Regions from separate parts of the Mus musculus genome. Here all the other regions are linked to region 1. The links are chromatin loops, found by intact Hi-C in ENCODE. Cell type or tissue: heart. All regions are shown on one strand.

Region 1 (8,000 bases):
TTGCAGACCACAGGGAGGCAGCAGGGAATCCTTGGCTTTCTGCTGCTTCAGGGTCAGCTTTGGCTTAGCGTTGCTTAAAAACCATTCAGCTCTTTTTCCATAGGTTCTCTCTGGACCATGGGATGGAGCCCAGAGCATCAGCACGGCCCACTGTGAGCATCCTCTGGATGCTATAGTAGAACATGTTCCACAAAGGAGGTCTGGATCTTTGGCACAGGTTGAGCAGGTCCCTGAACAGGCCTGGTGGATAAACACCATGAGGTTGGGATGCGCAGGAAGCGGGTTCTGTAGGTGGATGCACCTGGAAACCAATGCCAGCCTTAAGTGAGGGACGCCTCTGCCTCTCACTATTCTGCATCTTTGAGACTGGAAGAATCCCATCAGCCCCAGCTCAGAACCATATGCCGGCTCGTTCCTGGGCTGTCTCCAGATTGTTTTATCCCCAGGAAGCAGTCAGAGAGGTAAGAGCATATGGACCAGTAGCGGCAGGTGTGTCTCCATCAATGGTACCCTTTGGTCCAAAGGCACAGAAGCCAGTTCTGCGCCTCACTCTGCTGACATCTAGAGAGGCCGCCGCTCTTCCTGCATCCACTCACCCACAGGTCTGTAACTGTCTGCTGGTAACCTGGTAACAAAGTATCACTTTCTTTGTGCTTGAACAGCAGCCGTTTATCACCCCCCCTCCCCCCCCAAGGCGCTGCAGAGCTGGTCTTCCGAAGCCTCTCTACATACCTTGTAGAAACTATCTGCAACCTGTGTCCCTCTTTTTACGTTCATCCCTTTAAAATAAAGTCTATGCTCCGGGTGTCAGTTCTATTGGGTCAGGGTCACCCCCCCGACTCCTGTGAACACAGTCACCCTTCAAGCGACCCATCCCCAAACATAGCTATATTCTGAGATCCCAGGGCTGAGGCTTCATCCCATGGGTTTGAGGGGTCCTTTTGTTCATGGTGAGGCTAAGCCTAGCTGGCAGCAGGAGCCGGTCTATCCTATTTGTCAGTAAGATGGATGGTAAGTGGTGAATGGGGTGAGGCCTCTTCCCCTGGGCTGGCTGCGGTAGAAGTTACATTGTGCTTCAAGCGAGCATCTGAGAAAGGTGAGGCACAGGAGGGGATGCCCAGGAGAAGCGGCCAGGCAGGGGTTATGCTCAAGGGACGGGGCATCTTGAACCCAGATTGAGCTCTGAGTATTGACAGGTAGGGGAAGTTGACCTGCAGAAGTGACAGGTGTGTCACCTGTGAGGCTCTAGGGACCTAGATTTCCCTTTTACTGTTGTTATCAGCAATTAGAAGTCTCTTTCCCTGGGGGAACAGGGAGGGAGGGCTTAGCAGGTAAGGGGCTTTCTATGTATGCATGAGGAAGACATGAGTTCAAACACTTGCACTTGTGTAGAAATCTGGGCGTGGTATATGCCTGTAAGCCCAGCCCTGGAAGGCACAGACAGGTGGATGCAGAGAGCCCGCTCACTCGCTGGCCAGCCTAGCCAAAATGGCAAGCTCAAGGTTCAGTTTGAGACCCTGTCCCCAAAACCAAGCTGGAGAGTGATAGAGGAAGACAGTGAAAACCTCTGGTTTCCACAAGAGCACCCCTGTGTGTGAACACATGGGCATTAGTGTGTGCGTGCACACACACACACACACACACACACACACACACACACACACACACAGGCACACCACATGCCATGCATAAAATCATGCTTTTAAAAAATGAAGTCCTCCTCCGGTTGTTCTGACGTAAGAAGAGCAGCGGTGAGTGATGGAATCCTGGCTGTACCGTCACCTTGGGGAGGCCGTCAGCAACCTCCACCCACATCCCCTGACTAGCCATGAGGCAGGGTGCTGGGCTGCGGAGGCGACCCAGCTGGATGGCATTACCGCGGTTACTGTAATAGAGAACAGGATTCGCTGACAAATTTGATGCTTTCTCCTATGGCTGCCGTGAACTTGACAAAGTGTGAGGCAAACCGCAAGCCGTCAGCATCGGGCAGCAAAACAAAAACAGGCTGGCAAGAGAGGAGGCCATGCTGCGCAGGGTCGGCGTCAGCGCTGTGGTTCTGGGCAGAGTTTGCTGGGCTAGGAGATACTGAACACGGCGTGGGCAGGGGCAGGGGAGGTGGGAGGGCGGTGGGGTAGGCTCAGGTCGAGGCCAATGTGGGGGGTGAGCTGGGGTCAGCTTGCTTGCCCTGTTCCCCTCCATCATGAGCTCTGTGCCGGGCACTTGGCCCCCAGCCTGGACAGGGCACCCCCTATAATAAGCAATCAGAACTCTGGGTTCCTTGGAGTGGTCTTTGTTGGCGCTGGGACCCAGTATAGAGCAGGTCTCTTGTCCTTAGGCCAGTGCAGATGTTCACATCTGTTACGGAAGACATTACTGACCCTCCCGGTTTAATCACCGAGCTCCACGTGTGCAGCTAACCTGTCAGTGCTGTTCCAGAGCCTGCTCTGCCATTGTGAAGGAGGTGAGCTAGTTAAACCTCAGGAAATGACTGTGTTGTCTAACCCAGCTCGAAACAGGCAGTTCACGGCCAGGAGGACAGACAGCAGCTGGAGGCAGAGAGGATGGTAAGAGGCTTTTAACACATTGCCTGGTTCTGCAGGAGAGCTTCCACTGAGACCACACATAGGATTTAGTTGTCTCACCAACATGGTAGGCATGTCCCCTGTGGCCCATTTTCTTTTGCATGGGAGAGTGTTGGGTCAGCGTGGGTCCCCAATGCACCCCAACACTGGCACGTGATCAGGTCATGTAGGAAACCCTCTACTTGGAGTATCCTGCCTGCTGTCTCAGAATCCCCAGCTGCGTTCACAGAAACTCAGCTGAAAGCTTGCTCATCTCAGAGACCCCTCCAAACCAGAGGGACAAGGGCATGTCCTGCCTACCTGGGACTGGGGTAGGGCATCAACCAGTTTCTCATTTCTCATGGTCAGTCAATTTGGGACCATGAGTCTCCTAACATTTGGCTGCTCTGGGACTGGAGCATGTTGGCAGGAAGTCATTCCAGCGCCCCCTTGTGTGTGGGAGGAGTAATGGCAAAATCGGCCACTGCTTCCCACCAATGTCACCAATGGATCTCAGGACTGAAAGACATGTCCGGTAGTAAAAAATTAAGCCTTTCCTTTCCCTTCTGGTTTTTATTTACATTTTCCTTTTCTCTGTATGTTCAGTGATCCACCTCTGCCCATTTTGCCAGCTCAACCTTTCCCATCAGTTTGCACCTATACCCTGTCTAGCCTGGTGTTTTTTGTTTTGTTTTGTTTTGTTTTTGAGTTTGGGTCTGGTAATGGCTATTGTGTTTGGCTTGAAGTCTCCCTGGGGACCCATGCCACCGATATCCAACCAAGACAATTCTACGAAGTCCCCTCAGATCTGTGGCCCGTCCTCTAGAGCCATGCTTTAAGACCATTGCCACCAAGGTTATCCAAAGATTTGCTCCCCTGTGACCTTCAGATCTGGAGTCCTGGGTAAAGCCACGTGGCCAGGGCCCCTGAAACCAGGGACAGGACCCACTAGCAGTTCCTGGGCCTTCTCTCCTCCCCGCCCTCCATCTGCAGACACTTTCTAAGACTCTTCTTCATTCTTGTTCCTCAGCTGGTGGCCCATGGCTCTGAAACCTGACACCCCACAGGCAGCTAGTGATGTCTCAGGGAAGGAAGTGAGCCTGTGATGTGGACCGATAGGAATCTCAGTGTTTCCTCAGGGGACACAGATCACTCAGCGCTGGAGAGCTGACTGTGGTGGGTGCCAGGGATGAAGGACAGTCTATTCCCGGGGGGGGGGGGGGCTTCTAAGATGAGGTCGTTTCAGGGAGGAGCACAGAGGAAGCCCCAGGGAGAACTTGTCAGTCGCCAGTCCTGGAGAGAAAGCCCATGTCCCAACGTGAGCCTTTTATGGAGAGCCCTGTGTCACATGGAAGCCTGTGCCCGTGGGGTGTGGGGGCTACTTTTCCAGCTATTTTCCCTGTGACTGACTGTGAGCCTGCTCTTGGCTTATAAAAAGTGTGTGCTGAAGAAGCCACACATCAGGCAGGCCCCAGAGCCTCCTGGGAACTCATCCCTGCCCACAAGCACCTCCCCACAATGGAAAGAGCACCTCAAATTGTATTGGGTGACAGAGATGTGGCGACCATCTCTACCTTGCTGGGTAACTGGGATTCCTGGCCAGTTTTTTTCCACCTCTAAATTCTGTCTATGGGTTTCATTACAGTTTTGATTAGAATAATTATATATCTACTTTTTATAATAATAAATTATAATATAGTAAATAATAATAATAATAATAATAATAATAATAATAATAACTAGTTTTTGAAACAAGACCTTACCATGTAGCCTAGGATAGCTTGGAATCCACCATGTAGTCCAGGCTAGCCTTGGGATTCCAGCAATTCTTCTGCTTCAACCTTTCAGGAGCTGGGATGACAGGCATGGGCCGCCCTGGGCCACACAGCTGGTTAAGCAGGAACTGGGCCTTTGCAAACCCAGACACCTCTGAGAGTGAACAGCCTCTGGCTCTCACTGACCAAATCGTGCACTGACTTATTTAATTAGCGACTGATTCACGTGCAGATTTTGAGACAGGGCCTCGGGATGGATGAGGCAGGGTTCGTTTGATGGCTGAAGACTGACAGGTTCTCCCTGGGGACTCCCTCTGGGCTTCCCTGTAATATCTCTAGTCTCAGAAGCTCCCGGGATGAGACACCACGGCAGCCCAGGCTGGCTTTCCACTCGTGCCTCCTGAGTGTTGTGAGTACCACGTCAGGCTGGATGGAGTGTTAACAGGTGGACAGTCGCTTCCGAAGGCACAAGCCCGTGGGAATTCATGTCCTCAACCCAGAAGCCTCAGGATGAACTGTCAGCCCTCTCTCCCCTGTTGCTTTACAGCCAGCTCTCAGGTAAATGTTCATCTTCCCCCAAAACGCCCTGAGTGGCACGGCTGCTAGACCCGAAGAACTCTTACTGCGTGCATGTTTTCAGTCAGGACCTTGAGCTCATCCCAGCGGGACCCTCCCAGCCTGGCTAAGGACGGGCTTGCCATCCCAAGAACACTGAACACTCTTAAAGGCATGGGGCGTAGTGAGAACTTTGACTTCCGAGTAACAGGTTGACTCACATTTATTGTATTACGAGATGAAAATGGAGTTTTAGACATTCTTCACCCATGATTTATGTTAAAGTCATGCATCATATGCTCATTTTATATTACAAGAATATATATATACATATATATGTATATGTGTATATATATGTATATATATATATATGTGTGTGTATATGTGTGTAATCATAGGGAACAAAAGCATGCAGGAATGAGTGAGCTTTGTTTTATGGCCCTGGCTCTTCAGCACCAGGCACGTAGAATGTATGCCGGCCTTGGAAGTATCTGTCACATATGACATTGGGTCTCCCAGCTCCTCTAACACAGGGTAAGACATCATCAGATTGCGGAAGGGAAAACCAAGGCCCAGAGGTCGGAAGCTGCTAGCCTGAGGTCACAGGTGTACGGCTGATCACAACCTGTACTGTGCACAAATGTGGGCTTCTTCCAGAGACTGGCACAAGAGGTAGCCAGGAATGAGCTGTTTAAAACCCTGAGTAATGGAACTTAATGTCACTCAGAAATGGGCTTCCCTCAGATGCCCCCATCTCCTATGTGTTATCCAGGTGCTGCCCCAACCTGATGGCCATTGGCTGGCCGGCCCTCCCTCCCTCCCTCCCTTCTTTCCTTCCTTCCATGTACCACCAGGCCTGTTTTATTCCGTGCTGGGTATCAGACCCCTAAGGGTCCAAGGGATAGCAACCCCTTGGCAAAGCCGAGGAGGTACAAACAGTTCCCCTACTCACCACCCACAAACCCAGGAGCGTCTCTGGCTTCCAGTGCACATGAGCCTTTGCCTCCTCCTGCCCCTGCCTGATCCCTGGACAGACAGGATGCTCTGCCCAGGGTCAGCTCTTCTGGGTTTGCCCAGGAGGGCAGAAAACAGCAACTTAAAGTGACAGGACTGACTTTCCTATGCTATGCCCCGGGCCTCTGAATCTCCCGGCATGCCTGGTGGCTGAGCCTGCGAATGTTCTGCAAGGTCATTTGGTGGCAGAATTGTGGCGGGAAACAGAGGCAGACACAGCCCAAGCTGGACTCCACTCAGTTCTTCTGGCTTCAAGGATGCATGAAAGGAACCTGCCTCACAGACAGCGTTTAACTTATGAGTTGTGGCCACCTCGGTGCAGGCATGGCCTCACTTCTCTGTTGCCTGGGAAAGCAACCCTGTGGCCCTGGCTTTGTTATCCACCATATGTTGCACAGGGGGTGGGAGAGGATCAATCTGTGTGACACTGAACAAGCTCTGTCACCTCTGAGGCTCTCTCTCCAACCCTGCAATACAGAGGGCAACTATATAATAGCTAGCCAGGTGGTGGTGCATACCTGCAACAACCCTAGTTCTTAGGAAAAGAAGCTGAGGCAGGAGGATGAATTTTTACAAGTTTGAGACTAGCCTGAGCTACATAGTCCTCCCCAGTAATAATAATAATAATAATAATAATAATAATAATAATAATAATAAAACAACTTATGGTTATATTGAGAACAACTCAGGATGGAACGTATTTATGCTCTCTAGCTCCTACTCTGCATGTGATGTTGGCTTTTACAGATGGACTCTGCTCTTTCTGTCTCAATGACCACAGGCCACAAATGCATGTCTCTCCTTCAGTGATTCAGTGGAGGCCGGTGGTGGACACTGAGGCTAGCTCCGATGTTGGAGTACTTGCTTATCATGCACCAAGCCCTGGGTTTGATCCCCAACACCACACACACACACACACACACACACACACACACACACACACGGTAACACATGATAGAACATGCACAACAGCCCAGCACTCCAGAAGTTCGAGGGCATTCTTGACTATAGAATGAGTTCTTGATGAGTTTGGGGCTAGCCTGGGCTACAAGAATGAAGACAGAGCGCAGACTCAGTGTGACCCTCCAAGGATAATGAAAACTTCTTCCTTGAACCAGGTAGTGTGATCAGGGTGTGGGGAACGCATGACGGAAGGTCACCTTGGTATCAAGAAGCACAGCTTTTGAGGGGACAGGCCCCTGTGCTGGGGAAATGCCCACAGTTTGCCCACTCCCAGGAGAGTGGCATGTAGCAGAAGGGCATCCCTGCCCCAAGTGGGACTAGCCAGAGAGTCAAAAGTGGCTGTGTGTTTGTAGTAACACCTGCCACCCATTACTGCCACTAAGCCGGGCCATTTAATCTCAGTAAATCTCAGAATAATGCAATTAGAGGAGATAACCTGGGCCCAGGACCGAGGAAAGTTTCACCCTTTCAAAGCCAGGCTTAGGATAATCCGCAGGGCAGCCATCTTCTTTATTTTCCTGTCAGCTAAGGTTTCTCTTTCCACTCGGCCCCCTCCTGCCCCTGCTCTTTTTTCCCAGGCCAAAAAAAAAAAAAAAGTAATGAGAGGAGGGGGAGAGAAAGAAAAAGGATACAGAGTGTGAGAGTTCTGAGACAGCAGCAGACCTGGGTTCTGTGTGGCATTCTGTCTCTTTTCTGATGATACACACACACACACACACACACACACACACACACACACTCACACATAGCACACACATATGAATATATACATATATACATACACACATATATATGCACACACCCATATATATACACATATACACATATATTTGTTTATATAAGCACATATATGCATACACATATATGCACACGCATACATACACACACATATATGTATATACACATATACACACATATTTATACACACATATATACATACACACATATATGCACACGCACACATATATATATGTATACACACACACACATTTCCCCCTTAGTCATTACTTGTGAATATTCTGAAAGTTTTGCATTCTGAAATTTTCCTTGGCTCTCCCATTTTAGAATTTTCCAGAAAGATAAGACACGAAGGGTCCATTAAAGGACCAGTGAGAGGTGAATGCCAATTAAA
Region 2 (8,000 bases), 120 kb before region 1:
TGCCTCAACCTCCCAAACTCCCATGTGCTAGGAGTACAGCCCAGTGTCACCGCACCTCAGCTTGCATGTTCTTGCGTGTGTGTGTGTGTGTGTGTGTGTGTGTGTGTGTGTGTGTGTGTTTTGGAGTCATGCTTCCTATGTGTGCAGGTGTGAAGAAGCTGGTGACACCCTCAAGAGCCACCCAGCTTGTTTTCTGACCCACTGCCAGGAATCAGCCTGTCTTTGCTAGATTTTCAAGTGCACACTGACATACCCAGATTTTTATTTTTAAACTTTAACATGGGTGCCTCTGACAAGGCAAGCATTTTACTGACTGAGCCCTTTCTAACTCCAAATGCCTCTGACTGAATCATGGAGCAGTGTCCTGTCCGGTGTCCTCTGATTCCTAGAATTATCATTACTGTCAGATTGTCCTCAGAGAAAGGACTGGGATCTGGACTTTTCACAGCACCTTCTGCATGGACACCAGGCTGCCCCCCCCCCCCAGTCCCCTGAAACCCTCTCTTAGATTAAACATGCTTCCCTGGAAGAGGAGAGGACACCTCTCCAGCAGGGTTTTAACAATCATCTATTTATTTATTTATTTATTTTGGATTATGAGGCAAGACCTCAGAGTCCAGGACCTACATGTTGGAAGGACAGAGCTGACTTCTGACTCCTGGAAGCTGCCCTATGACCTCAGCACAGTCAACCTGGTGCGTGTCCCCCTCCCCCGGACACATAAATGCAAAACATTTTTTAATTAAAATAGGAAGAGATCCTAACAACATGGCGTCTAGCCTGCCCAGATTCCCTCTCCTTCTGCTGTAGTGTGGCCTGGCAGCAGATACAAGCAGTTCCCACCACACTGAACTGGCGTAGCTGGAAAAAAATGGAAGAGGGTAAAGGGCCGCGCGTGTCAAGTACCTGAATGTGATAATGTGATGGACGGCAAAGACTCAGCGGGTGCGATGGGCCTGGAGATGGTCCTGGCTGAAGCAAAGTGACCGTGATCCTGGCTTTGTCACTCCTAAAGGTAAAGCAGGTGCCATGTCCAGGCAGTGGCTTGATCCCCACCGTGCCCCGGCTCTGCCCAGTCCATGTGCATCTTATTGTCCCAGAATCCATCTTCTTGTCACTTTGAGACACTAGTCCAAACTGGGGAGGTTGAGTACAGCTCTCAGCTATTCATGGCCTGAGTCTTAGAAAATCCCAGAGCAGTGGGAGAGGGGACCCTAGGAGGTTCTTGAACATTCTCCATCCACTGACTGGGGTGGAAAGACCTTTACTCTCTGCCTCATTTCTGTTCTATTTTCAGAATTATAATGATATTTTGATTTTTAAAATTTTCCTAATTTACAGAAAAATCTCAGGGCTGCTACAATGGAGGCACTAAGTTCAAAAGCCCCTATTTTGTTACATTTTGATACATTTTGTTACATTCATGAGACTCCGGCTTCCTATTTCTGTCAGCTGTGATACTTAGTGTCCACTGTCAGTTTGACAGACTCTAGGCTCACTTGGGAGAGGGGACTGGGAACTTGTGTGTGGGGGGATTATCTTGGAGGCATTAATTGGGGGTGGGTAGTGGGGGGGAGGATCCAACACTGTGGTGGGCATCACATTCCCTGACTGGGGTCCTGGACTGTGTGAAACAGAGCAGAGCTGAACACCAGCCCCCAGGTGGTCACCCTGGCTCCCTTCACTGTGGCTATAGTGTGTAGTTCCTGTCGTGTCTCTGTCCCCCTCCCGCCACATTGCCACTACTGCTGAAAATTGAGGAACTGTGAGCTGAAATTTCCTTTGTCAGAGTATTTATTGAAAACAGGCTAAAGTCCCACCCATCACTAGTCAAGTACTTACTTTCCCCTCCCTTCCCCTCCACCCTTTGCTTCTTTCTCCCCCCCCCCCACTTCCTTCTCTCCTTCCTCCTTCCCTTCCTCTATCCCTGTCTTCTTCCAAAGCGCTGGGATGGAAATCAGGGCCCCGAGTGCCTGGCAATTGCTCTGCTCCATGACACAACCCTTTTCAAATACTTTAAAAGTTGCAGAGGCTGTGACATTAGCTCTAAATATTTTGACATGTGCTTGCTACAGGCAGGGCGTGTTCTTATCTGAGCACAAGTCCTATCTCACTCAGGAATCTCAACCTGGGGAAGACGGCTGTCCAGGGCACACTCTGGATTCCAAATGCCTCAGACCTGCCCTTTGTTATGCTTTCTGCCATGTGGCATCAAACGTGGCATGGAGTCTCTGGGATCTTTAATGTCTTGTAACTCCTATCCCCACCCTTTCCTTTACTGTGGCTACTTCTAGAAAATTCTCACTAAAATGACTTAGGACCCATCAAGAAGTGAGACTTTTGTCCCGAGAAAGGTTTTTTCCAGAGGTCCTGAGTTCAATTCCCAGCAACACAGGGTGACTCACAACCATCTGTAATGGGATCTGATTCACTCTTCTGGGCAACAGTGTACTCATATACATTAAATAAATAAATAAATAAATAATCTAAAAAAAAATATGTAGCTCTGAGGCGAGGCAGTGGTGGGGCACACCTTTAGTCCCAGCACTCAAGAGGCAGAGGCAGGCAGATCTCTAAGCTTGAGACCAGCCTGGTCTACAGAGAGTTCCAGGACAGCCAGGACTACACAGACAGAGAAATGCTGTCTCAATCACTCAACCAACCAACAGCAGCTCCGATGCTGGGGTGTGGTGTGCATGTTTAATCCCGGCACTAAGAAAACATATCTCTGAATCTCTGTGAGTTCCAGACCAGCCAGGTCTACTACATAGAGAGACCCTGTCTCCAAGGGAAGGGGGTTCCTCTGCCCCTGTCTATTCCACGGGCCAGTTTTCAAGAAGCCTTTGGGAACCTGGGACTCTTTTGCTATCTGGTTTTTAAAACAGAAGGCATCTCCTGGGCCCAGAGGATGCTGAACAGAGAGTTGAGAACAAAATCTGCTTCTAGCTTGTCTGCCTTGGTCCAGGCTGGGCCTGAAAGGCAGAAGTCTCCAGACCTGGCTTTCATCACACATCTGAATAGTCAGCTCTCTGCTCAACTCCACAGCTCTTCTCCACAACACAGCTCTGCAAGTAGAGGCCAATTTGTTAAACAGCCCTGTGGGGTGAATCCAGCCTTCTAGCCAGCCACGGGGAGAACCTCCTTGCTTCTCTGGAAACTTCCAGAAGTCTCAAAAATGTTTCTGTTTCTTAGCCTCAATACAGAGCTTCAGTGAAAGAGACCCCTGCCAGTGTGTGTGTGTGGGGGGGGGAGCACCCTCCTGGACCCCAGATTAGGTACAAACCGCACCCAAACACCGGTTTTCACAAAGAAATCCTTTAATCGGTGGAGAAAAAAGGTTAAAAGCCGCTTTCTGACTCAGGAGGAGAAACAGCAGACCTTGCAGGAGTAACTTTAAAACAGCAGACCTTGCAGGAGTAACTTTAAAAAAGAAAAAAAAAGGGAGGTCCGGGTTAGAACGGGCTAGGGAGCTGTAGTATGTTTTGAGTGGTCATTAGTTGATTAGGTGAAGCAACCAGGGCTTCCGATTGCAAGACTTCAAAACTTTGATATCTGGACCTTGGTATTTAGCCTCAGGAGGAGGAAGTGGCCAAATAAGGGAATAGACCTTCAGGGCTAACGTTAGGAATGTAATCTAAGAGTTTTTAGCCAGGCAGAGGGAATGAGAGAAAAGGGTAAGGCTTGCCAGAGCCATGTTTGCCACGCTCGAGCTCAGAGTCCCTTCATTCGGAAAATGGCTTTTCATAAGCCAAGCGCCAGGCCCAGTTGGCTTCTTTATGGGTTTTATTCTTGCAGTGCAAAGCGTCGTGGTGTCCACAAGGTGTCAGCACCGTCATTAGAACCAAACCTGACTGGCTTTCCTCGCTGCTCCCCGCCGCCTTTTCCGTAGTAGTTCCACAACCGGCCTCAAGATGGCACCACCACCCACGGAGTATTCGCCAGGCGCCTCCAGGTGATGAAGCCAGGGCGCCTGCCGAGGAAGAAGGGCCGGGCGGGAAGCCGGGGAGGCACCTCCCTGCCCTTTTCATCGCTTATTATTTGACAAACACACAGGGCCCTCTGGGGTCTGATTTGCCTTCGACTCGTTGACAACAAGACAAGGAAGAGAAGGAACAGGCAATAAGCAAGAATGTAGCAAGTCTCAGAGAGCTGAGGCCTCTGCTGGCTGCAGGAGCCGGACCTGGTTCCTGCCAAGTCCAGGTGTGTGTGCAGTGTTGTTTTTAGAAACCGGAACAAACATCTCTCTCAGTGCTCCACAGAAGCAAGGAGGCCAGGTCCTGCGCGAAGGAACGAGCCTCCCCAGGAGCCCCCACTCTTTCTTTAGGAGAGGGGTCGTGGGTCGATCCATTTGAGAATTTAAACCAAAGTTCTTTTAAGAAGACACTGGTTTAAATTTGGCATACGCAGGCAGAAAGTGGCTTATGGCAATTTAGATTTCATAGTCTGAGGCGTTCGGTTTCTGCCCCGTGCTTTGATAAAGCTGTTTAACACGGGGACAGACACACACACACACACACACCTCATAAAAGCAGAGTAAATTGTGCCCCTGTAGGAAGCCCATGGGGAGGGGGTTGTTCTTGATCAGTGAATGGAATTTTCAGCAACATCGTGAGAAAAATTCAACACTACTTGCCACGAGTTTCATGAGGGGCAAGACGTTTTCTGTCACAGTTATTTTTTTAAAAAAAAGTGAACGAAAACACACTAAGGACATTGGAACAATAACTCTTAGTGAGTCCCTGAGAGGGGAGGGGAAGGCTTAACCCCCTACCCAGATCTACACCGGACATGCACCAGAAGCCTGACTTTGCTGCTTTAAGGGAGGGGAGAGAGGAATTAGTCAAAAAAAGAATCCAGGACACCCACAAAAATGTGTTTCCCGAGATTCTCCATCCAGGTCAGGGGGCCCTGTGCAGCCCTGTCCTTTAAATTCTGGTTCTCGAGTCAAAGGTAGCACACATAAAACCTATTTTGCTGCTTCGGTACGTCAAGCAATGCCACTAAAGTTTCCTCACCCGCCAAAGCTGAAACAGTGAGTTCTAATCTCTCAAAGCCTTTTGCCGAAAATCTAAAGGGGGTGGGGGGCTATGGTGGTGGCGTGGGGGGGGGGTCGGAGAAGAAGAAAGACTGAGACAAATGTTTTATCTGTCGCCTTCTTCCCTACCCAACCGGACCAACAACTTCCAGAAGGTTCTGCGAGGCATAGAGCCATTCCGTAGGGACATCTCGGTGCTTCTGAGGAAGCGGACCGAGCAGGGATCCGATGACGACTGGAGATGTTGAAGGAATAAATACCAGTCCACAAATAAACAAACTGTCCCCGGGATTCCTAGAGGGAAGGAGCACGCTTGAAGGTCGGGGAACTCCGAGTCGCTGTGCGTCAAGGTTGGCATAAAATTAAAAAAAAAAAAAGTCCTTCAGTTACCAGGCCCTCTAAGGAGCCCCTGGTCCTCAGCTCACCTTATCAAAACTCAGTAAAACAAACAGCCTGAAATACAGTCAATTTACAGGATCCCAAAGATGCTGACCGCGGAGTGGGACCCACGCCGGGCCCCGGCAACAGCTAGGGAAGCGGGTCCGAGGCTACACAGTGCCGCGCTCCTTTGCGTTTCCAGTGACGAAGCCGGCGATGGAGTGCAGGCTTGGAGCTCCCCACGCCGAACGGGGACACCAGCTCCCGGGGGCTGGCTGCCTTGTCCTAACCTCCAGACAGCGCTTTCATAGGTGGGGAGAAGGGAGAGGCCGGGATGGATGGCAGGGAAAGCTAGCCCTCGTCTATGCGGGAGAGGAGACCAGGAAAGCAACAGTTGGGTTCACGCGCTTCCCTGAACCCCACGAAATTGTTTGGAGGACTCAGATGGATCACCTAAGTAGCAGCGAAGACGAAGGACCAATGGTTCCTTAGGTGTTACCTTCCCAGTTTGGCATTCCCACTAAGCCTTCCCTCCCAGCCCGACCCCGTCGTGAAGGGGAGAGGAACCGAATTCTCCAACCCGGCCTCCTTTGTGGGCTCTTCCTCAACCTGGAAGCGTCCTGTGAATTATCCATCACTGCATTCAACAGGCCCTACACGCTCAGTCCGTTTGCTCTGAACCCATTACAACTAGGCCCCGATAATTAAGAAATCTAATTATTCGCCTCTTCATCCATTAATAATAATAAAAAAAAAATCTCCAGGCTCTTTCCTACTTACAAGGTCTTGGGGGCAAATCTCTGCCCAACTTCATCAATTCGATGTTATATTTCAAACTAAACTTCTTTTTATTTTCCAAAGGAACAGGGTTTTTAATTTTTGCTCTGGACACGTGGTCTCGTTAAACAAAATGTGATAATAAAATAAAATTTTATAAGATGTAACTCATTTTTAAAAGTCCTCAAGTTAACTTGAGCTGGGGGGGGGGGAGATCTGGCTAAGAGCATCTGGGTCTTAGAGCCGACGGATTCAGGCGCTCCTCGTTTTGATTGGTGCCATCCTTCTCGCAGCTGCCAGATGATTGGTGCAAACTTCCTGGAGGGGGCGCGGCCTGAAGAAAGTAAAAACTCGCTTTGAGCCAGAAGACTTTTGAAACTTTTCCCAATCCCTAAAAGGGACTTTGCTTCTTTTTCCGGGCTCGGCCGCGCAGCCTCTCCGGACCCTAGCTCGCTGACGCTGCGGGCTGCAGTTCTCCTGGCGGGGCCCCGAGAGCCGCTGTCTCCTTTTCTAGCACTCGGAAGGGCTGGTGTCGCTCCACGGTCGCGCGTGGCGTCTGTGCCGCCAGCTCAGGGCTGCCACCCGCCAAGCCGAGAGTGCGCGGCCAGCGGGGCCGCCTGCCGTGCACCCTTCAGGATGCCGATCCGCCCGGTCGGCTGAACCCGAGCGCCGGCGTCTTCCGCGCGTGGACCGCGAGGCTGCCCCGAGTCGGGGCTGCCTGCATCGCTCCGTCCCTTCCTGCTCTCCTGCTCCGGGCCTCGCTCGCCGCGGGCCGCAGTCGGTGCGCGCAGGCGGCGACCGGGCGTCTGGGACGCAGCATGCAGGCGCGTTACTCGGTATCGGACCCCAACGCCCTGGGAGTGGTACCCTATTTGAGTGAGCAAAACTACTACCGGGCGGCCGGCAGCTACGGCGGCATGGCCAGCCCCATGGGCGTCTACTCCGGCCACCCGGAGCAGTACGGCGCCGGCATGGGCCGCTCCTACGCGCCCTACCACCACCAGCCCGCGGCGCCCAAGGACCTGGTGAAGCCGCCCTACAGCTATATAGCGCTCATCACCATGGCGATCCAGAACGCGCCAGAGAAGAAGATCACTCTGAACGGCATCTACCAGTTCATCATGGACCGTTTCCCCTTCTACCGCGAGAACAAGCAGGGCTGGCAGAACAGCATCCGCCACAACCTGTCACTCAATGAGTGCTTCGTGAAAGTGCCGCGCGACGACAAGAAGCCGGGCAAGGGCAGCTACTGGACGCTCGACCCGGACTCCTACAACATGTTCGAGAATGGCAGCTTCCTGCGGCGGCGGCGGCGCTTCAAGAAGAAGGATGTGCCCAAGGACAAGGAGGAGCGGGCCCACCTCAAGGAGCCGCCCTCGACCACGGCCAAGGGCGCTCCGACAGGGACCCCGGTAGCTGACGGGCCCAAGGAGGCCGAGAAGAAAGTCGTGGTTAAGAGCGAGGCGGCGTCCCCCGCGCTGCCGGTCATCACCAAGGTGGAGACGCTGAGCCCCGAGGGAGCGCTGCAGGCCAGTCCGCGCAGCGCATCCTCCACGCCCGCAGGTTCCCCAGACGGCTCGCTGCCGGAGCACCACGCCGCGGCGCCTAACGGGCTGCCCGGCTTCAGCGTGGAGACCATCATGACGCTGCGCACGTCGCCTCCGGGCGGCGATCTGAGCCCAGCGGCCGCGCGCGCCGGCCTGGTGGTGCCACCGCTGGCACTGCCATACGCCGCAGCGCCACCCGCCGCTTACACGCAGCCGTGCGCGCAGGGCCTGGAGGCTGCGGGCTCCGCGGGCTACCAGTGCAG
Region 3 (8,000 bases), 100 kb before region 1:
GTTTCTCTGGGGGGATACTGGTGTTTGCCTTGTGGACCCTCAGGGTTCTCTTCCCTGTGACCCTCCTGCCTGGATCTGGGTAAAGCTGGTGAACATTGAGTTTCCAGCACCCTCCCTACCAAAGTTTGTTGGCTGCTGTCTTCTTCATCCTTGTTCTGGCTCCCAAATCCAAAGGTGGGGGGTGGGGTGGGGGGTGGGAGTGGAGATGGGAATCTCCAACTTCGTTGTTGCAAACCAAAACAGACAAGTATGAATAAAGATACTTCGAAAATGCCTCACAGCCCACACAAGGACTAGGATCTTGAGAAGGCGCTGGGATCTCCCAGCTTGCAGAGCTCCCTAAAACTGCCCCACACCGCTGTGCCACCTAGCCTGCCGCTGGACACCCTGGCCGACCGACTTCTGTGCCCTGAAGATGGGTCAGTGGGTGGCTCAGCTAGAAGTGGAGACATCTGAGTCCCACTTGATTTCCAATTCAAGTGGGGTGCAGGACTGGGTCAGAATTCACAGGGTGCCATCTCCCCTGCCCCTCAGACCCATCGAGTCCTGAATATTTGGGATGTTTTCCCAAACTTTGAGAAGCATTCCCTATTCCCTGCCCGCCTTCCTCGCCTGCCTTCCACTGGCAGGGCCTTTGAAATGTGTGCTCTTTTTTTTTTTTTTGAGACAGGCATGCAACCGGGTAGCATACTTCCAGAGCATTAGGTTGTTGGGGACAGTGTCTGGGAAGATGCAATGCGCCTTTAACTTACATCAGCCATCCTTTCAACACCCCTGTGCAGGGACGACAGCAGTCCTTTCAACACCCCTGTGCAGGGACGACAGCAGAAAGACACGCCGTGGGTATTTTTCTATTTTGGAGCCTTGTCTTTTGGGGTGGCTGTTTGTCTTTCTAAGAGTTCAAACCCACCCTGGGGTCCGTGAGAGTGCACAGAGCCAGGAGGAGCAGTAGTGGAGGTACAAAGAGGTAGAGCCCTGTAGTGGGAGGTTTTGACCTGTCCTGTCCTGTCGGGGAAATAGGGCCCCCGACAGGACAGGAGTTTTCAGACCTCAGCCTCTGGCAGCCTCTGGCCTTCCAACCCAGAGTGCCTGGCGATTCCCCCAGGCACTCTGCCTCCTGGGGACGGACATTCCAGGCCCAGTACACCATCGTTGTCTAACTTCGTCCCATCCCCTTAAGTATTGGGGCCAGTTTCTTGGGTGATATTTCTTAGGACTGTGAAAAAGCATTGTAATGGGTGTGGGTAATGGGGGCAGTCCCAACTTTTAACTCTGCCAGGCGGGCGCTCTCAGAGGGATGCTCCCATCTCTCTTGCCTATCTGGACGGCTTTGAGTGGGGTAGTGGACACGCCCCAGGGGCGACCTTGTGAACCTTCCCATCCTTACTGGGAACAAGGTGCGTGCGCTATAAGTAAGTAAGTCATTTGGGAAACTCTGCTCAGCTCTCTGGGCCTCTTCTTTTCTAAAGGCCCCACCTCCCATCTACACACCCTAGGGAGAGCAGGGGTGGGGGAGGGCAGACGCTGCTGGGCCCTTCCCAAAGGAGGAGGGAGAAGAGCAGAAAGCCTTCCAGGTTTGAAAGTGAGGATTTGGGGGTGCACTGGCTGCGTACCTCTAGCATCTCTTCCTTCTCTGCTCTTCCTCACTCTTCTGGGGACACCTGAGCATTCAGGCCTCACTGTTTCCACTTTTGAGGACAAACTGTGACTCCTGATTCCATTCAGTCAGCAGTAGCTGGAGAGTAACTTTGTGGCTTAGCCTCAGTTTCATGCTCTGTGGAATGGGTGCATCCTTGAGGCATGTCTTTCACATTGGCCGGGAGGGTTATTTTCACAGGAGTCCTGAGTGCCTCATATAGGGCACCTGTAAGATGATTTTGACCCTGTCTTTGGGACAGGTCTCTCTGGGAGAATTGAGATAAGTTAACACAGCCTCAGTTTCTTGATCTGAAAAAAAAATGGGAATAACAAATGCTTCTTTAATTTGTGTGTGTGTGTGTACTCGTGTACGTGTGTATATTACTGGGAATTGAAACCAGGAGTTCTCACACGCTGGACAAGCATGTCACATTACTCTCCCTACAACCCCTTTATTTAAAGTCGTTTATTTATTATTTTCCAATTCTGTCCCTGAGGCTAGAGTTACAGGTGCTTGTGAGCACCCCACCCCCAACCCGCAATGTGGATGCTGAGAGCCAGACTCCTTCAGAATGAGCGCTTGTAACCCCTGAGTCATCTCTCCAGCCCCAACCCCCCCCTCTTTGAGACAGGACTTCATGTACCCTAGGTTGACCTCAAACTTGCCATGTAGCAGAGGATGGACTTTGAACCTCTGATCCTCCTGCTTCTACCCCTTAGATGCTGGGATTGCTGGCATAGGCCTCTATGTCTGATTTATGTGGGCTTCCTGAATGCTAGGCAGGCATTCTAGCAGCTGAGTGATAGATAACCCCCCCATCCCTAATTTTCTCTCTCTCTCTCTTTCTTTCTTTCTTTCTTTCTTTCTTTCTTTCTTTCTTTTTTTCTCTCTCTCTCTCTTTCTTTCTTTCTTTCTTTCTTTCTTTCTTCTTCTTCCTTCTTCCCTTCCTTTCTTCCTTTCTTTTTTTAAATTTTGAGACAAAATTTAAAAATCTCACTGAGTTTGCTGGCTTGCTAGGAACTCACTGTGCAGCCTAGAGGGAACTTGAACTTGGGATCATCCTGCCTCAGCTTCCTGAGTAGCTGAAGTGGCAAGACGCTCCAGGCTGCTGCTTCTTGTAGTGGGGGTGAAAATATTTCATGCAAGCACCTCCCACAATCAATTACACAGCACACTGTGGTGCTCAATACACTTTAGTCACGATGCTCTCTGTCCATAGCCCCTCCCCCATACAGGGTTTCCCTGCGTAGACCCGGCTAGCCTCAGACTGAGATTAGCCTGCCTCTGCCTCCCGAATGCTGAGATTGAAGATATGCATCGCCCGGCTGTAAAACAAGTCTCTAGAAGCCATTAACGCAATAGATAGAATACGGACTGTCTGCGTTTGTCTGTGCTCTCTTGGAGAGTGCCAGGAGAGCATAAAGAACTCCATGTGCGTCATGTATTATTAACCAAGTATACCCGTGGGAGAAAGGAGGTGGCTTCACTTAGCAGGTGCTAACAAATGCCCGGGGCCCAGTGAGCCTGTGAACTAACTCCCTGAAGGCCAGAGAGGCAGGCCGACCCCACCCCCACATTCCGCTGTAGATTCTAGCTGCTGCTGCCACCACCACCCCAGCGTTGTAAGTTGTCATTAAGGTGACTAGTCCGAGTCCCCACCCCAACACAACACAGTAGGTAAGATCCCAGGCCCAGAGCTCTTGCGTAGAAAAAGAATTGGGGTCGCTGGGAGAATACTGCCGGGCTGGGCCCGTCATTTGGAAGCCTGCTTTGTTCTGGGTGTGCCCTGGGGGCAGTGGGAGAAGATCGTGGCTCTCCTGCTGAGGTTTGAAGGGCCTGTCTCCTCCCCATAATCTCCGGGAGAGCGCACATCCGCTTTGTTCCAGCAATGGGACTGTGGCTGTCCTCATCCCACGCAGAAACCACTGCCCATTTCTGCTCCCTGGCGTCTGGTCTGAAGAAGCAAGGGGCTCCTCTCCTGGAAGGGAGGTGGCTGTCTCCTGTTGACTGCCCAGTACATAGAGGGCTGTGTGTGTGTGTGTGTGTGTGTGTGTGTGTGTGTGTGTGTGTGTGTGTGTGTGAGCGCGCGGGGGCGGGTAGGTGGGTGGGGGTTGGACACTTAAGGAATCTGGAACCCCTTTTCTTCTCTGGGACAGCGGACACCTACTCCTCCCAGGCTCCCCCACCCAACCAGGTCTGAGTTCACAAGACTAAGCTTCCGCACGAGGGCGCATCCGCTCCTAGACTCAGGGACTCCCGGCTGTCTTATGAGTCGCAGTCCCCGGAAAGGCTGGACTGTGCCTCTGCGCAAGGGTCGCCCCAGAGGAGGCCCTCTAGGGCTAAGTAAGGCTCGTTGTCATCTGAGAGCCCAGGCTTCAGACTGCGCCCAGAACGGGACCGGGTGCACCGGCCCCAGTCTCCTGCAGACGCCGCCAACTGCAGGCCCTGCTCCTCCAAGCTGCTGGTGCAAGTCCGCTGGAAGTTTCTAAACTTTTCCCCCTTTACGGTCTGTGCCCCGCCCACTTGCCGGGCGTGTCTCCGCCCGCAACCAGCCCACGACTAAAGTGGGCGGTGCTTATTGTTGAGACTCGAGCTCAGATTTGCCTTAGGGTTTGGAAGAGGCGTCTGGACAGCGCAGCCGGGCGCGCACGAGTTGAGGCTGCCCGCTAGACTTGGGGTCTTGGAGAGCTCTGGGATTGGCGGGGACTGCGGAGGTGAGGGATGGAGTTTTCCAGTGACAGCGGTTTATTTCTGGGTCTGGGTCTGTTAAAGCGAGTGCAGAAGCGAGGGAACCGGTTGCAAAGGTGAGGTTGCTCACACATTTCCATCCCAGAATTAAAGGGTTATTCTGGGTGAAAGGCCGAGTTCCGAGAGAGAAACACACTCCGACCCTCTGGGCACCAATCTTCCTCCCCAGGATCTAGCTCAGTAGCCAGAGCTGCCTGCGGGACTCAGGTTAGAAATGTTGAAGTCACAGAGGAAAGTGGAATGGGAAGGGCCAGCTGGCTACACCCACAGGCCTATCAGTCACCCAAATCGGTGTGGTGTGTGTTTGTTTTTGTTTTTTCAAGCAGAAATGAAATTTTTCTGATTCCTTGCTGGCATCTTTGCGGTGGTGGGATGCTAGGACATCGTAAACGTGAAGGCTCTATTCTGGATTCCTCCCTTTGGAGTGGGAAGATCAATACTCCACTTCTCCACGTTCAGAGGCCATATGAGTACCAGCCACTGGTGCAAGCCTCAGTGTGTCTTCCCCTTCCAGTGGGTGGCAGAAGTTTTTTCTTTACCTATGACACCACCAAATAACACCACCAAATGCTTCTTCTTTGGCAGAGAAGGAAGGGGTGGGGGGCTACTAACCCAGATCTTGACACAGTTTCCACTTGCTTTCAAAGAATAATTGCGTGCAGACATCATGAACAGAGACTGCCTCCTCAAGGCTAACCTGCATCCGTACCGTACCCGGATGGAGGGGAGCCACTTGGAGAGATGCCCCTTTTAGAATGAGCAGCATCCAGGAGTTTGGATTCAAAGTTTGACATGGTTAAATGTAAAACGAGACGGGTGGGGGATGCTTACACCCCTGGGTGGGTGGGTGTGTGTGTGGGGGGGACCAGCATGCAGGCTTTACAAATGCTTAATGTAATCACCAAGCAGCTGCACACACTTGTAAAGCTGTTGTAACCCCCTCCTTGTTATAAACAGGAAAGTACAGCGTATGGAGCTAAGGACCTACATTCACGAACACCAGCTCCCCGCCAGCTGCCACCCTCCCCCTTTATGGTGTGCCTGGCTAGGAACCTTAGCCAGACCCAAGGACCTTGTTGTCCCCCCCCCGCCCCCCCACACTTTCCAAGGGGAGTTGTTTTGTATTCTTCCTCTGGCCAGCCAAGGTAGGGGACCAGATACTCTGCCCATCCACAGCTTTCCAGAGCTGTCTGCTTTCCACCTCCAAAAACGTTGGCTACTGAGATCCAGTCATTTGAGTCTCCTGGAACCCCGTTAGGTGGGGCCTCTTCGACAGTAGTCCCCTAGAGAGTGCTCATCTCTGTAAGGTGTGTGTGTGTGTGTGTGTGTGTGTGTGTGTGTGTGTGTCTACTGTCTTCCGAGTTCCCAAAGTGCAGACAACGGTGCTATCTCTACAATGCCCTAAGCTTGGGGAAATCAAAGCTCTTTTGTGGGAGGATCCCCAAGACCAGATTACAATGTACCCCTTGGCTTCCCCACCCCCATCTCCATTCCTCCTTTCTGGCCTACCAGACCCAGCTTGGGGAGAGCCACCCGTCCCTCCACATCCTGCCTCGCTGACTGTGTGCTTACAGCGTCAAGGGGTGGACGTGGTATTTCAAACATCAGATCAGTGCGTTTATATATTGGGTGCCCGGAAATTTTTCCAAATAAACACAGCTTGATTCAACTTGGGTGGGCGGACTTATCAACAGACTAATTCTATAAACAAATGAAGACTAGCCCCGAAACCGATTGGTTGGTATCAAAAAGACACGTGGAGGGAAGAGCTGGGAGATTTTCAGCAATGAAATTTTAATTAATGTGGGTGGGCTGAGAACACAAGGACTGTTTATCATAGACAATTTATTTTCCAGCGCTAAGTCAACACATAATAGCAAACTTACAACAATTATTTAACATTTTTAAAGCCATGAAGAAGGGACAAAGCGCGCAGCGGCTGGGGAGAGCGGCTGATCGCAGGGCAGTCGCACAGAGGGCTCCCCAGGAGGGCCCTGGTGCGGGGCAAAGTCCTTAGGACTCCCCGGTGGAGCGGAGAGGCTGCTGTCGCCATGAGCCACCTCTTCAGTCCCCCGCTGGCCGCTCTGGCAGCCTCGCCGCTGTTGTACGTGTACAGCCCCGAGAGGCCTGGGCTGCCCCTGGCCTTCGCCCCTGCGGCTGCACTGGCCGGCCCGGGCCGCGTCGAGCCCCCGCAGAAGCCGCCCTACAGCTACATCGCTCTTATAGCCATGGCGATCCAGGATGCTCCCGAGCAGAGGGTCACACTGAACGGCATCTACCAGTTCATCATGGATCGCTTCCCGTTCTACCACGACAACCGCCAAGGCTGGCAGAACAGCATCCGCCACAACCTGTCGCTCAACGAGTGCTTCGTGAAGGTGCCACGTGAGAAGGGGCGGCCGGGCAAGGGCAGCTACTGGACCCTGGACCCCCGCTGCTTGGACATGTTTGAGAACGGCAATTATCGGCGCAGGAAGAGGAAGCCCAAGCCCGCCGCGGGTTCCCCGGAGGCCAAGCGCACCCGGGTCGAGCCGCCGGAGTCCGAGGTGGGCTGCGATGTAGGGTCCCCGGACCTGGCCACTGCACTCCCGACGCGCGCGCCGGATCGCTCCCAATCCCCGGCAGTAGGCACCGCGCGGCCCGCGCTCCTTCCCTGGCCCGGCCCTGAGCCCCGGGACCCCGACGCGGACCTCACAGTCCAGGGCGCAGGGGCAGTGGCAAGCGGCCAGCTCCAGCGTCCGGCACACCACCTGGGGTCCCCTCTGTGCCCCGCCCCCAGCGGCTCCCCAAAAGGTTCCAAGTCAAAGAGTTTCAGCATCGACAGCATCTTGGCCGTGAGACCGACGCCAGCCTCAGGGGCCGAAGCACCGGGGATCCCTAAGCCCGTGCCTGGCGCGCTGGGCTCCTCTCTGCTGGCTGCCTCCTCCGGCCTAGCGCCTCCCTTCAACGCTTCGCTGGTCTTCGACGCGCACGTCCAGGGCGGCTTTTCCCAGCTGGGGATTCCCTTCCTTTCTTATTTTCCTCTGCAGGTTCCCGAGGCCACAGTGCTTCGTTTCCACTAAGGCGGATTAGCGGCTGCTTCCCTGCCTCGCGATCCCCCCACCTCCAGTGAGCCAATGCCTGTGGGCGAAGGAGTCGCCCCGGTCTCTGCCCTGGCAGAGACTGAGGGTTTGGAGCAGCGTACCCGTGCCGGCCAAAGTCGTGCACTGAGGGGCCTCGTCCATCTGCTTTCTCCGAAGATGACTTAACCAGCCACCGGAAGCTTTGCAGATTTAAAAGACTGGTCCAGTAGAGGACATGGTCGCCGCACACTCAGCCCTCACGGTTCGTCTCCAGCAGAAGCCCCTCGTAGGCTTTGGCGGCGTTGTACAGTGACCACCACAAGTCCCCACTCGGACCTGAGTCTCCTGCTGACCCTGAGGGCAGGACTTAGAGATATAGCGAACAGCTCTATGTGGAGGTTCAACTGGATCATGGAAGGCTCAGCGGGCTCCGTGTGGCATAGGCCTTGGCTTTGATCTCATTGGATGTGGGGAGCTTGCAGCCAGGATGCTGGGGATGATCCGTGGTCCGCAGGCTCTGGGAAAGATGTAGGCCTGGTTAACGTTTACAA

Evidence for each region. Hi-C counts contacts between places; a loop is a spot of excess contacts. Peaks named below come from ENCODE experiments on the same cell type or tissue, not always from the same donor. Only the 100,000 strongest peaks of a DNase experiment are listed, where the experiment ranks them.
Region 2: a loop joins it to region 1, with 6 times the contacts of the local background. A loop is called at or near these places in 26 of 42 quality-filtered maps.
Region 3: it touches region 1 in a loop (3-fold over the local background); 27 of 42 quality-filtered maps call a loop at or near these places.

Annotation. Positions count from the first base shown.
Region 1 is chr8:121,226,087-121,234,086 of GRCm38, forward strand. No RefSeq gene overlaps it. Among named protein-coding and RNA genes, the nearest start is that of Gm33739, 16 kb to the left of the region's middle. In heart, a CTCF peak has its summit at 3,010 (motif pointing left); DNase peaks (open chromatin) are centred at 3,012 and 3,618; H3K27ac peaks cover 2,025 bases; H3K27me3 peaks cover 467 bases.
Region 2 is chr8:121,109,607-121,117,606 of GRCm38, forward strand. Foxc2 (forkhead box C2) reads left to right here and starts at 6,565. Exons shown (of 1, transcript NM_013519.2): 1 at 6,565-8,000. The coding sequence starts at 7,009. In heart, CTCF peaks have their summits at 3,868 (motif pointing right), 6,548 (motif pointing right) and 7,843; DNase peaks (open chromatin) are centred at 3,905, 5,661, 6,515, 7,275 and 1 weaker place; H3K4me3 peaks cover 3,886 bases; H3K27ac peaks cover 2,050 bases; H3K27me3 peaks cover 3,636 bases.
Region 3 is chr8:121,121,524-121,129,523 of GRCm38, forward strand. It overlaps Foxl1 (forkhead box L1), which reads left to right and starts at 6,162. Exons shown (of 1, transcript NM_008024.2): 1 at 6,162-8,000. The coding sequence starts at 6,439. The coding sequence ends at 7,449. In heart, a CTCF peak has its summit at 3,885; a DNase peak (open chromatin) is centred at 4,048; H3K4me3 peaks cover 4,543 bases; H3K27ac peaks cover 3,609 bases; H3K27me3 peaks cover 7,076 bases.